2 separate regions of the Homo sapiens genome follow, and region 2 is linked to region 1. The links are chromatin contacts, found by Hi-C or POLR2A ChIA-PET in ENCODE. All regions are on one chromosome and are shown on one strand. Each heading gives the region's core, a stretch centred on a gene start or an enhancer-like site at or near the end of the contact. The rest is flanking DNA. Distances are from core to core; before and after follow the strand shown. Region 1 overlaps LOC105370003 (a long non-coding RNA gene). Region 2 overlaps LOC105370003 (a long non-coding RNA gene).

Evidence for each region. A loop is a pair of places that touch in the nucleus more often than their neighbours do. ChIA-PET counts read pairs that join two places held with the same protein, here RNA polymerase II (POLR2A). Pooled maps may share reads with other maps.
Region 2: a map of cardiac septum shows a loop between it and region 1 (7-fold over the local background). The contact joins two enhancer-like sites. A Hi-C loop is called at or near these places in 1 of 168 maps with a recorded cell type or tissue (cardiac septum) and 3 of 50 pooled maps. POLR2A ChIA-PET finds 5 or more read pairs at or near these places in 2 of 52 experiments (HEK293 and WTC11).

The regions. Positions count from the first base shown.
Region 1 is chr12:115,595,267-115,602,325 of GRCh38, reverse strand. All of the region lies in intron 1 of LOC105370003 (a long non-coding RNA gene), which reads left to right. It overlaps LOC105370002 (a long non-coding RNA gene), which reads left to right. Exons shown (of 6, transcript NR_188487.1): 3 at 481-671; 4 at 4,877-4,985. Among named protein-coding and RNA genes, the nearest start is that of LINC02463, 290 kb to the left of the region's middle. Within about 2 kb of position 3,309, at least 4 of the 41 ENCODE cell types and tissues checked have a DNase peak (open chromatin) inside an H3K27ac peak, as active enhancers do.
Region 2 is chr12:115,655,177-115,662,342 of GRCh38, reverse strand. The region is part of intron 1 of LOC105370003 (a long non-coding RNA gene); the gene reads left to right. Among named protein-coding and RNA genes, the nearest start is that of LINC02463, 230 kb to the left of the region's middle. Within about 2 kb of position 1,847, at least 6 of the 41 ENCODE cell types and tissues checked have a DNase peak (open chromatin) inside an H3K27ac peak, as active enhancers do.

The DNA.
Region 1 (7,059 bases), core at 2,060-4,559:
CTATTATTACCCCAAATGACATGATGAGGAAGCTGAGGCTTGCACAGGCACAGTAGCCTGCCCAAGGACAGGTAGTTGGAAAGTACAATTCATTTGTTAATTCACCAACTATTTATTTGGTACTGCGGAATTCACGTCTCTGTGTATTTTAACTTCTGTCCCCAAGCAAACATATGCAGACACCAAAATACCAGTTTGAGATAAGAGTGGGCTTGGCTTTCGCACGTGTGACTGTCTTGTTAGATTATTATTATTGGTTGTGGTAGTAGAAATAGTAATAGTATTTATGTCAAAGATAGAGGTAAGCAAATATCTCTTTGAGCTTGTTTTCAGTATTAAATTATACCACTATTACGCTATAAATAACCACTTCTATATATTGAGCACTGGCCTGGTATATGTTCTTGATCTATGAGCTTTACGTGGTCACCTCACTTCCATTCTAAGCAAATAAGTCACTCTTTTATCTCCATTTTACAGATGAGAAACTTGAAGGAGTCAGTCCACAATAATTTCTGGAGCATCTACTTTGTACTACCTGCTGTTCTAGGCACTGTGGTTTCACTGGTAACAAGGACAGAACTACTGTCCCCAAGGAGTTATGTTCTAATTGGTGGATGGGAGGACACAGATTAGGAACACAGAAACAAATGAGGTAACTTCTGTCACTGGTAAGTGCTTTAGAAGAAGAAATAGGGTCATTACATAGAGGATGATTGCTTTAGGAGGTCAGAAAGGGAGGTGTCTCTGTGGAGGTAACATTTAGTTCAAATTTGAATAACGAGAAAGAGGCAGAGACCAGCAAAGGCTGCACATGCAGAGGTCCCAGGGCGGGCACAGAATGGATAGAGGTGGATTAATGGGTTTATGTCCCACAAGCTGTTCTCTGCACTTGAACTCAGGGCTGTTCCCATAACCAATATTCTGAACCATCCTATTCTACTGCCTGCCTGGATACTCCATCAACTGGGGAAGGCTGCAGGTAAACTATGACTCTGCTGCGTATTTTCAGGGAAGAATTGTCCAGAGCTGTCATTTCCCAGGAAGCCAGCCAATCTCTTAGGAAAATGCCAAGGATGCTTGTCCCAAGAGAAAGTTGCAAAACCAAGCCTTAGATACCTGTAGCTCTTGGTTGGCCAAAGGGTAAAACTCCAATGAGAGCTCATGTTCGTGTCCACTGTAAAGCAAGTGAAGTTGTCTCATCCTGGGGTAGCTGTTAAATGTCATGCTTGCCCTCCCCAAGAAGTCCAAATATAAGCTGTGCATTTACTATGCTCTGGATTGGGGAAGAAGGGGTTCTAGTATGTATAAGTTGGTACTTCCCAAACTTCAGTGTGCTCCCAAATCTCCTGGGGAATCTTGTGAAAATGCAGATTCCCATTCAGTAGGTCTGGGGCAGTATCTGAGATTCTGCACTTCTAAAAAGTTTCCAGATGAGCTGAAGTCACTGCTCACGGAGCATACTTTGAGCAGCAAGACTATACAATGCTGAGTATTTCAGAACGAAGAAGAAAGATTACAAAGCAGTGATTGTACCAGCCACTGCTGATGGAATATTTATTAATCACCAGATGGCTTTTCATTTTGCCCTCCTGATATGGGTTGGGCATTGCCATTATCCCTGTTTTACAAGTGAGCCAACTGAGGCACTAAGAAGTTAAGTGCCTTGTCCAGTGTCACCAGATGGATGAGAGGTGGAGCTCAGGCTGTCTGCCTTCCAAGTGCACCTCACCGCCTATGTCTCTTAGGCCCCCCACTTTCCACCTGGAGGATAGAGTTTCCAAGTGGGTCAGAAGCTGCTCTCCAAAGCTGGTTGGATTTCACAACTGGATTAATAGACTCCATGCTGTCTCATTTGAACTAGGCACACACCCAAAGATTTTAGGTTCACCTGTCAGGTGCAAGTGTTTCAGCGTATTCATTGCCAAGACAGAGTTTCTATGCCTTATAAGGAAGCATCCAGCATTGCCTTTGGAAGGATTTTAGGTGTCAAAGGAATCCCACCTGCGGGAATCTTGACAGGCTCAGCTAACCCCATTTTCCAAAGACCTCAAAACCCAGTGGTCTGGATGAATGAGAATAAATGTTTTGGGGGCAACATGAACCTGACACGCTCCGCGTTAGGTTCCCACCATTGTGGAAAACAGGTCAGTGGAAAGCACCAGATAATAAGTAACTCCAAAAAGGGATGATGGGCTAAGTACAGACTTCTATTTCTCAGGGCATTTGGCAGGGACCCTAACCTAGACCTGGACTGGGGGTTGTTGAGGGGGTGTCATGGATAAAACAACGTGCTCCCTGCCCGGGACAGCAAGGACGTTTGACCCCACTACTTATCCTCCCTGCTTGATTCCATCAGCTGCAGCCTGTTCCAGGGTTTATTCAGCACTGGCAAAGAAAGCAATGCCATTTTCTCAAATAACAAAGTATCAGTAGAGGTTGCCCCCTCACTGAATCTCCCCGACGGCAGGCACGAGTTTCCAACCCAGAAAGACATAGATTCAGAGGCAACTCAGAAGTATCAAGGATTCCCCTCTCCTCCTCCCTCCGACAACCGCTGCCACCCCCACCCTAAGCCCTCCCCACCCTTCCTCCCTCCGCCCCGCCCTCCTCCCCCCGGGAGACTGGAGGAACTTGGCAAGCCATCTCGTCGCCAATCAATCTGTGGTGTAACAATTAGCACTTAGGCACCACTCATGCTAAACACACGCTTAGAAAACACTTATAAAAAAAAAAAAGGAAGAAGAGTCATCAGAGGTAGAAGCCAGGGCAGCACCGGTGGGGGGACGCCAGGGAGCGGAGCCAGGAGGAGGCCTGGGGAGGAAACAGATCAATGCGCTGTGGAATGGAAAGCATCTGATACCCTATTATTGACGAGGCCAAAGCACTTTGAGGCGTGTTTCCACCGTGAGCAATTAGTCTGCGAGACCGCAGGAGTTAAGCTAACACTGGTAGCCCCCCCATCTTCCAGTTGGATGACACTTTCATTGGGTAGCGAGCCCCCGCAGCAGTGGCGCCAGCCTGCAGCCGTAATGGGGCCCATCCGCGGAAGGCCGAATGCTCCAGTCTCCCAGAAGGCCCCCCTCGCGCCCCCCACCCCGCCCCAGCTCCCCCCACCCCACTCCCGGTAACAGAATCCAGTCGACACAGAGTGTCTGCGCGCCTGTGAGCTGCCTAAATTGATTGTAATGGTTTTATCACGCGCAGAAAGAGCTGGCTGTTTTCTCGCCTCTGCTGTCGGCTTTCATAAACGCCCAGGCAGGAGGAAGTGATTCCTCTTCGGGAGCACTGGATCAGATGAAAGGCAACTTTTGTTTGTTGGCGAGCAACTCGCAGCCTCCGCCACTGCCTGTCTCCAACCCTGCTCTAGGCATCTTCGCTGGCTGTGCACACAACAGAGACTCAGACAGCGTCCCCCGACTCACCCCACCCAACAAACAGCAGGGGGTGGGGGACTTGTTTCTGGAGCCAGTTCTGGGTTCATCTCTGGAGGCTTCAGTGTCTGGGGTAGGGAGTTTCAAGGACGGATTGGGTAGAGAGAAGAGTAAATGAAGATGGCAATGATGATCAACAATGATAACAATGAAGATGAGGATAGCTAGCTAGCATTTCTGAGTGTTTATCCCCAACCAGGCAGTGTGTTTAAGCACATCGTAGATATTTCTTGGAATTCTTACAGCGATCTTATGAGACATTATTTCCCCCGTTTTGTAGTTAGGGGAATTGAGGCATAAAGAGGCATGTGAAATGGTCATGGTTATCCAGGGAGCAATGAGAGGAGTGAGGGAAATTAGAGCCCAGTTCTGATTCCTAATCTGGTTCATTCTCTATGCGCCATATCGCTTCTTTAAATTTGGTAGGGCGAAAAGACATGCTGTCATAATACCTCAGGTACTGGGTATTCCCCAAGGATTGCGGAAATTTGAACCTTCGAATAATTTAGGCTTAAAAGAATCTAGACCCAGCCAAAAAAATTGAAAGCTAAATGAAACACCCTTTGGTCCAGCCCCGCTTAAATATTCGCCAAGTTCTTTTTCATCACCTGGTCTCTAATCTCTCTGTTCCCTCAGCCTGGAATTCCAAACTCTACCCTAGATATGCTTGTGAGAACGCCTACACAGTCTTCAAACGTAACCTCTTCCTGGAAGCCTCTTTCTTCCTATCCCTTGCACCCTGTCTAGACTTCTATGGCCCCAGCAACATTCCTTTCCATTGTGTTTCTTTATTACCTATCTTCCCATTAATGTTAACTCACTGCGTATTTGTTGAGCTCTTACAGTATGCCAGTCTCCATATTAGGCTGAAAGCTCATTGGGACATGTTTTATTCATCTTCACATCCACAGTGCCTGGCCCATAGTCTGACCCCAGCAAATGTCAGTTTCATGAATGATGACCAAGATCATGGGCTAGCCCCCTGTTTTTGCAAATAAAGTTTTATTGGAACACAGCCACACTCATTCATTTATGTATTCCATAGCTGCTTTCATGCTACAGTGGCACACTTGAGTAGCTGTGACAGAGACTGCACGTTCTGCAAGCCTGCAATTTTACTACCTAGCTCTTTACTAAAATGTTTTCTGATGACTGATCAAGGGGATGATCAGATAATTTTCCAAACTTTTCATTTTGTTTTCTGTATGTAGCTAGCATACTATTGTTGAATAGCTACCTGTGCAGTTTCTACCCTCTAGTAAATTGATTGGAGACATGCATCTCATTTTGATGTCTCCCTGTGCCTATAACCTTTGGTAGTGCCCTACACAGTTTGTGGCTTGAGCATGTGACCTGTTTTGGACAATGGGGTGGTAACAAACTCACTTCAGACACTGGAAACTGTGTTTTGTTTTGTCGTTTTTTTTTTTTTTTTCTGCTAGTCACCACCATGACAACACCCTCTACTGGAAAGGTATGAGTCATCCCAGCTGAGGACATCCTAAACCAGCCAGCCCCCAGCCAACCTATCCGCTGACCACAGATGCATGAGTAAGACAGCTGTACCTAGCCCACATCAGTAGAACTAGACAACTTGTCTCTAGACAACTAGACAACTAGACTCAAGTAAGATGGTTGTTGCTTTGAGCCACCAAGTTCTGGGTTAGTTTGTTACACAGCAGTAACTAACATATGTATACTTAACGGGTGTACAATTTATGACTCCAAACCAGGTGTTTTAATGAATCACCTGCAGAAATGACCCAGGCATGCACCATGAAAACAAGAATTCCTTTGTGTGTTTTGGAGGTGGGTGAAGATGGAGTGTAGTCTATTGTTTTATAATTTTTTATAACTTTTTTTTGAGATGCGGTCTTGCTACGTTGCTCAGGCTAGTCTCAAACTCCTGATCTCAAGCAATCCTCCTGCCTCAGCCTCTTGAGTAGCTGGGACTACAGGCATGCTGTGCCTGGCACATTTATCTGTTCTTCCTACTTTGGAAACACCTCTGTATTTGGGGAAAGTGGTCAGAATCATTTAAAGAAGGTGAAATGCCAGTCTGCAGTAACAGTTTTCTGGCAATGTCAGGGAGTGATCCTGTGTTTTGCAGGAAGGACTAAGCCAAAGGATTTGATGCAACAGCTTTGGAAATTATCTGGATTTTACTGATCAGGGTATCCCTTAGCTGCACTGGCAAAAATAACCAAATCGGGATGTAACCATGAAATTATGTGTCCGCTGTGCTTGTTTCTAATGTTGTAGAGCATAGGTCTATAAAAAGCTACTGGAACATGCCATTCTTTGCATTTCAAAGCCTGGAATTTAACCAGCAGATAGTTTTCTATGTGTTCCTGAAGATTTCTTTTCTCTTCTTCTTCCCTCTGCTCCCCCGTTCTCTCTGTTCTTATCTTCTATTTCATGTTCTCAAGCTTCTCTGCATTTCTACACTGACTTTGGGGTAGGGTGTCATCTGTCTTTAGTACACCCAGCACAGTAGGAGAAACTGTGAGAAACACACTGAAGACAAATTCGTAATTTATTCCCCAACTAAAGGTGCTGACCCCTGCTTTTCATAAGGAAACACAATGGCTGTCATTAGCCCCTTGGTATTGGTGGGAATTTCCTGCCTACATTACATTCTGGATAAAATCTTTAAGGCTACAATCCAGGCACAAGCAGAAGAGATGGCATGAAGACGCTATGCTCCCAGCACCACTCCCCTGCAAAAAAGGGAATGTGACCAAGGTCAGAATGAACAGATGGTTTGGGAGGAGAAAGCCAGAACTCCTATTCCACCCTGGAGCAGGACTCAGGCCTAGGGTGATAGGTGGTAAAGTTATAATATTTCTCCAAGAGTAAAGTGGGAAGGATGAGCGTTGATAATCCCAAGGGCCCATGCACTCTACAATTCTAGCCTGGGAGGATTCAAAGTGGAGTCCACTGTGATGATGGAAGGGAAGCTGAATAGCATGCAGTTTAAAGAAGTGCAAATGGATGCGATTGTACCTGGCAAGTGAAGTCTTGAGTCTTTTATAAGGTGGTCCCTGAGTTGGTCAAGATATTACTCTCAGGGATGTTGGGAGCAGAGCTATCTCGGGAACAGGTCTGCAGTAGGGGAGGGGGTGAAGAATGCTGGCAGATGGTGTGGGTGAGCTGCATAGCAATTTGGAAGAGGACACATGTTTCCAACCCAGATCCCCCCTGAACCCTCCCATGGTCAGTGGGGTTCTATTTGAGCCAAAATGAGGCTCAAAGATTGGTTTAAGTAATGAACTTGCGAGCCCTTTCTATCCCATAAAACACATCCAGGCATTGCTAGAATGAATTAATGAGCATGTTTATTCATTTCCTAGGACTACCATAGCCAAGCACCACAGACTGGGTGACTTAAAACAAGAGAAATGGATACTCTTGCAGTTCTGAAGGCTAGAAGTTACAAATCAAGGTGTTAGCGGGGCCGTGTTCTCTCTGAAGGCTCTAGGAGAGAATGTGCTCCATGTCTTTCTCTTAGCATCTCCTGGTTGCTGGCAATCTTTGGCATTCCTTAGCTTGTAGATGCATCAGTCCAATCTCTGCCTCCATCATCATGTGGACCCTGTCCTGTGTGTCTTCACATTTTTCCCCT
Region 2 (7,166 bases), core at 598-3,097, 61 kb before region 1:
TGTCTTCAGTGGTGAAGATGACTACCTTAGGGACAAGCAACTGGATTTTGAGTACAAGAAGCTTTGGGGGAAGTGATTCCACCAGGAAGTACTGATACAGAAGTAAGAAAATGAGAAGAGAAGGGAAAGGTGCCAGTACAGGGTATGTTAGTGGGCAAATATGACTCTCTAGGCAGCAAGGGCTCAATGATGACCAAGACCCCACTAACTGGCATGGCACTTGCCATGGTGGCAAGGAGAAGATTATGAGCGTCAGGGTCATACATAGGCAATTAAATGTTCCAGCAAGGCAGTGACAGGCATAATTTTAACCCACACTATATTGGCCAGAATTAATCACATGGCTCAACCCAAATGCAAAGAGTATTGGATTGTGCAGTTGCCCTAAGGGCTGAAGGAGAACCAGACATATGGTTGGGCAGTGCTTATGTCTATCAAAGATTGTTTCTGGGATTCAATGAGATAGCATTGCAGGGATTCAATGAGATAGTACAGAACCTGGCATATAGCAGATGCACAATAAATTATAGCTGCTCTCTTAATTATGACGATGTTTGCCCCATTAGAATCTGAACGTTTTAAGAAAAACCTTCTCTTCTAATAATGCTAATGTTTACTACTCAATACTTTCAACATGCTGGAGACTCTGTCAAACAGCATCCTCACAACAACCCCATGAGGTAATGATTATTTTCCATCCTATTCTTCAGTTGGGGAAACCAAGTCTTAGTGAGGTTAAGTATGCTTCTCAGGCTCACAGCAAGTAAGTGGTAGAGCAGCCATCAAAACCCAAAGCCCATGCATCTGGCATCACACTCTAGCGTCTCCTGTCTGTACTGCCAGCACTTAGCATTGGGCCTTAAACAGAGGAAAGGCTCTGAATATTTGCAGAACTGACTGAAATAACTTTTTTTTTCTGACTTTGTAAGTGCCTCAAAGACCTTCCAGCTACTCTTTCCTCTAACATGCCTTCTCCTTAAAAATGGCAAGGTGCCCAGTCTTTCCGGACTGTTGGCCAAGACAATCTTCCTTTTGCCATTTAATTACTGTATGTAGTTCCAAGATCTGGCATTCCTCATCACCCAAATTCCCTTTGGATCTTCTTCTTTTCCTGGTCAAATATAGAGATATCTCTCCTGTCCTCATTACAATTCCAGGGCATATTTATAGGTACTATAATTCTTCCTCATGTAAAAATAAAAAGTGGGCAATAAGTTCCGGAAATGTCCTAGACTATTAGAACAACCTCCTTAAAGTTTTAAGTGCTTGCTAATATCTAAAATTGCTACGCTCTTAGGGTTCTGATCATTTTCCTATCCTAGCCATCTTAAAAAGTATATTGGAATTTAATTTTGGGGGCCCTTTGGGAATTTAACTACTTCTCCTTCCCTTTATTCAGTTAAAGGCTGAAAATATCAGCTGGCTCTTATCTGATTCTTTCTCTGTTAACAGTATGTTGAGGAAAGCCCCCTCCCACTCTGCGGGGTTTTTTTAAACCTTTTTTTTTTTTTTTTTTTTTTGGTGTGTGGTGGGGTGGTCATGGTAGACAAATAAAAATAATTCTGAGGTTATCTGAGAGCTGACATTCCATACAATAGCAATAAGAACGTTTTCCAAATTTAAAACTCTGATGGAGGAAGTGGGTTACAATAGGAGCAACCTTTGACCCTGACCAGTCATAATGGTTTCCTGGATTCAGAGATATTATGGGTTGGAGCCAAGGGTTTCAGCAGAGAGAGCACAAGGTGTGTTAAACTTAGAACACAATGTGCGAGTTCCGGGTGGGGCCGTTGGAGGACATCTTTCTTTCTTTCCGGTGGAAACGATTCCTTTACAAACAAGGAACTGGGTCTTTCCCACTGTCCGATCCGTGTCCGTGTATTTGTTCTGCTGCTGATTTTAAAAGGAATTTTGCATGTTTTTGAGATCTCCAGACTCTGAAAGTCTTCCCTCTGGGGACCGTTTCTAAGGATGATTCATCCCCCAAATATTTATTGAGTGATTACTATGTTCCAGGTCCTGTTCTAGATGCTGAAATATAGCAAAATGTAGAAAATCAACCAAAAAGCCCTGTCCTTGGGAAGTTTCATTCTATAGCACAATTCCTCAACCTCAGCACTACTGACATTTTGGGCTGGAGAATTTTTTGTCGTGGGGGCTGTCCTGTGCATTGTGGGATGTGTAGCAGTGTCACTGGCCTCTACCTACTAGATTCCAGTAGAGCAAAAAATTACTCTTTTTGCCCCCAAGATATGTCTGCAGATGCCATTCTATAGGGAGCAAGAATAACTGTTCTAAAGGGAGAACAGTTCTATAGGGACAGAGACAAGACTGTAAACTGTGAACTATTTAATACTAAATAGGTAAATGATAGTCTGTTGATGGTCAATACATATATAGAGTAGGTGAAGGGGAGTTGAGTCTCACTGGTGCGATGGGGATGGGAGATTGTTGTAATTTAAATGGTGTGGTTGGGGAAGTCCTTATTGAGAAGGTGACATCTGACAAAGACTTGAAGGAGGCAACGAAGTAAGCCATTTGGTTATGGAGGAAGAAGATCCCAGAAGGAGACAACAGCCAGTGGAAATACCCTGGGTATGCACTGGGCTGTCAAAACAACCAAGGGAATCAGTATGGAGTGGGGGGAGCTGGAGACAGGGCCCAGAGGGGAGGCAGGAGATAAAGGAAGTGTTCAGACTCTGCAGCATGGAGGCTTTTGTGGCCGTCGTCAAGGCTTAGCTGTTCTCTGGGAGGAAAGGAAACCATTGTTTTATTTTGAACAGAAGTGTGATAGGATCTGCCTTAATGTTTTAACAGGACTACTCTGGTGGCTGCTGCCTTGAGAACAGAATTTATGGGGGCAAGGAGAAAAGCAGGGCCATCACAGGGCCATAACAAGTCAAACGTTGACATCAGGCAACAGAGGGGCCTGGCCAGATGGCTGTAGGCTTCCACACACATCCTTCTCCCCTTCCATAAAGACGCATATACAGGTCAGCTTGTAGCTTCCCCGGTATGGTAGACCATCAAGGGAAATTAAGTGTGAATTTGTCTTATTTTCCTTATTGCCTTTTGTTGTTAGACTCTGTCACAGGTAATGTCCTGATTTTCATTTTAGAAACAAAGTATTTGTAGGTGGAAGATCAGATTCCCAGGTAATTATAATAATTAATAATGCATGATAGAAATAATAAACTAACAAGCACTTATTATATGCCAGATGCTATGCTAAGCTCTTATTATTCATTATCTCATTTAATTCTGTCAACAACCTTATGAAGTAGGTACTCATCATTTCTTCCACAGTCTAGATGAGGAAGCTGAGGGTCAGAATGTTTAAATGATTTCTCCAAACTTTCAGAGCCTCAAGCCTCATTGATTGGTGTGGGAGAGGGATGAACAGCCAGCTGATGTGGAAGGTGGAAGTTTCATGATTGCCAGGGACACCAGCCTCATGTTTGAACCCCCTCCCACCTCTCTACTGAACTTGTCCTAGAGACAGCAGAGAGGGGTGACAGACATGAATGTAAAAACTCCTCTCCCTCAACTCTAAACCTTGTTAGCTGGAACCAGAGATGGTGAGGTGTAGGTGGAAGGCAGTTTAGAACTAATTCCCACCTTTAATGGATGGGGCTGGGGAGCATTGGAATTAATAGCTCAGGTTCTTGAATCCATAGACCCAGGTTCAATCCCAGCTCCACCATTATGGGCTCTGTGATCTAAATCAGTTACTTCACCTCTCTAAGCTTTTATTTCTTCTCCTCTAAGATTGGAATAATAATCATATAGATGCTATTTGGTGCCCTGCCTATAACCCTGTGCCCCCTCTAACCTCTCAAGCCAACTACAGCTTAGATTGACAGTTGCCAAAACACTGACATTTAGTCCTCTGTCTAAGGGCTGTCTGACTGCAGATATGTGCTCAGCCCAGGATGGTCAGAAGTATCAGAGAGTTGATGCCCCCAGAAGCAATGTCAACCAATGAGGAATGGGGTGTGGTAAATAAATACCCCTTATTTATCCACCCCATTTCCTCCCTGGGCCAACTCTGAGGTGTGTTCTCACAGCCCTTCAGGGGCCCATGGCAAGACCAGGCCCCAGTTACCCACCATGGTAACTGCTCAGCAAGGCACCCTTTATATCTGCGCTCCTGCCTTTTATTCCCTCCAAGACTTCCTGGGGTTATCCCCAAATAAACCACTTACACACAAATCCTTATCTCAAGACCTGTTCTGGGGGAGGAAACCAGACCAGGACAAGTAGTGAGTAGTGATCACCTCCTTAAATTGCTGTGATGGTTAAGAGAAAGTACATGTACAGTTGTTAAGTACTTAGCATATTGGCAGAAATATATAGAATAAACACTGGAAGAAATGGTGATGATGATGATAGTAATGAGGAGGAGGGGGGAAGATGGAGGAGGAGGAAGAAGAAGAGAAGGAAGAAGAAGAAGGAGAAGAAGAGGAGGAGGAAGAGGAGGAGAAAAGGAAGAGGAGGAGGAAGAAGAAGGAGGACGAGGAAGAAGGAGGAGGAGGGGAGGAGGAAGAAGAAGGAGGATGAGGAGGAGGGGAAGAGGAGGAGAGGAGGAGAAGAGGAGGAAGAGGGTGATGAAGATGATGACTGTGATGAAACAAAGGCCCAGAATGAATGAAGTCGGTGGCTGATTGTGGGGTAACAGGGTGTGGGGGCCAGGCAGGCAGATCCACAATGGAACCATCTCCTCTCCACATTTTCTCCTGCCCCCTGAATTCATGGAGCTTCCTTTGGTGGCCAGTGCTCTCCAGGAGATACCCTCCCCTCTGCTCCCTTACCCCTCCTGAACAACTGGCAGTCAGTGAGTCAGCTGAGTGCTCACCAAACACCATTCTGTTATAAGACTTGGTGGGAGGGACCAGGAATTTTAAAATCCAGTCCTTGCCTGAGCTATTCCTCCTTCATGTGGAAAGCCAGATCTTCTATCCACGAATGTCCTTCCTCCTATTTTCCTCGTGGACTTTCACCTCGGGTTCTGCCACTGGACAAGTGGGCACAGAGCCTCGGGACAAGTCTGAATGTGTTGTCTCAAGACTGTTATTCAGCTTCATGTGTGAGGTGGTTGATTTCCTGTCTTGCTCATTCACTCCAGAACGCCCTGTTCTTAGATCAAAAGACCTGGAAGTTTCCAAGTCAACAAATGCCATTATATATTTTGAGTGCAGAAAACTTACTGAACTCAATTCTAATGCTCCCTTAGCCACTGATGAAGGGATTCAAGTTAACTTTTTGATTTGAGCAATGTTAACATTTGACTTATGAGCTCTAGAAGATCAGAGCTGAAAGAGACCTCAGTGGTAACCCCTTCCAACCCTCCCTTATTCTATAAGAGGGAAACAAAGGGACAGAGAGGTCACTTTACCAACATGCTACACTGGTAGAGAGTAATATATCCCAGAATAAAACCCGCTTCTCTGGCCTCTCAATTACTTTTCTCACTCTATTGTTACTCACTTCTTGTAGGCCAAGTCATCAAAAATGCACTAGGAGCATCTTTTGGTCAAGGACAAATCTTTTTGTGAACAGTTGCTTTCTTTTTCTCTGCTCTTTCATAAGTCTTGATTTTCATTTATCAGGTTTAAAAAAATCAGAACAACCCTATGCTTTGAAATAACGAAGCTGTAAAGAATTTCTATTTAACCTCAATGTCATGAAAGCATGAAAAGCTACATGTTGAAATGAATGGTAGGTTTTTCATTCTAAGTAAAATGTAATTCATCTAACTGATTTGATTGAATCTATTATACTTTCTGAAGCTTTATTTTTTTTCTGGGTAAAATGGCCAACCCACTGAGCTGTGACAGAAGGAAGAAAAGCCAGAATGAAGAGAAAAGCTAAAGGAAATTTATAGAAAAAAATTAGAGCCTACATATATGAAAACTCTCTACTTTAAAACACTAGAGAAAGCTCACAGAGAACCAAGAAAATTACATTTTTGGCACCCATCTGAACTTCAGAATTATTCATTTGTGTTTGTTTATTTATATCTTACTTTATTCCTCCAGAAAGGAGCTGAAGGAGCAATGTCCTCCTTCAGATAAGATTATTAATACACAGCATTCATTGATCATTAATCATATGCCAGGAATTGCATATGCATTATCGCATCCAACTTGTTTGTCAAAGTAGCTATTGGAGGCAACTATTCTTATCTCCATTTGCAGGAGGTCAAATGGTGCCCCCAACCCCCTGCAAAAAAGATATATCCACCCGGAACCTGTGAATGTTTGCTTATTTTAAAAGAGTCTTTGCAGATGTAATTAAATTAGGGATCTTGAGATGAGATCATTCTGGATTATCTGAACAAGCTCTAAATCCAATGATGAGTGTCTTTATAAGAAGAGAAGACACAGACATGGAGGTGAAGGCCATGCGAAGACAGAGGCAGAGACTGGAGTGATGTGTCTAGAAGCTAAGGAACTCTAGGGGTTGCCAGCGGTCACCAGAAGCTAGGAGAGAGGTGCAAAACAGATCCTCCTTCAGAGCCTCTGGAGCCTCCTCCTCTGGAAAAGCCCCGACTTTCAACTTGATTTAGGACTTTTTTGGCTTCCAGAACTGAAAGAGAACAGATTTCTGTTGTTTTAAGCCACCCAGTTTGTGGCAATTTCTTATAGCAGCCCCAGAAAGTGAATGTACTCTTTTATAGATGAAGGTACCAAGGCCCAGAAAGGTTAAATCACATATCCAAGTGCCATAGCTGGGACCAAATTCCACCAATTTACAGCTGATCCAAACATGAGGTTGGATTTTTAAAAGCAGCATAAAACGCATAAAGAGATGCATGAAAAACCATTCCCCAAATGCTAATGGTAACTATCTTAGGATGCGGAGGTTTTGGGTAACTTACTTTGTTCAGTATTCTTAGAAATACTGCTCATATTTTCTAAAGTAACATTGACTATGTAATTTGAAGAAAAAAATTAAGTCATTTTTTCTGAGAGGCAATCACAATGAGAGTGTTAACTGAAAAAGGCAGCACACAAACTTGTAGACAGTAAGTAATACTACAATTGTGTATAGCAGTCCATTTATTTTTCTAATTTTTTAAATTATACTTTAGGTTCTGGGATACATGTGCAGAACGTGCAGGTTTGTTACATAGGTACACATGTGCCATGGTGGTAATATCCAAA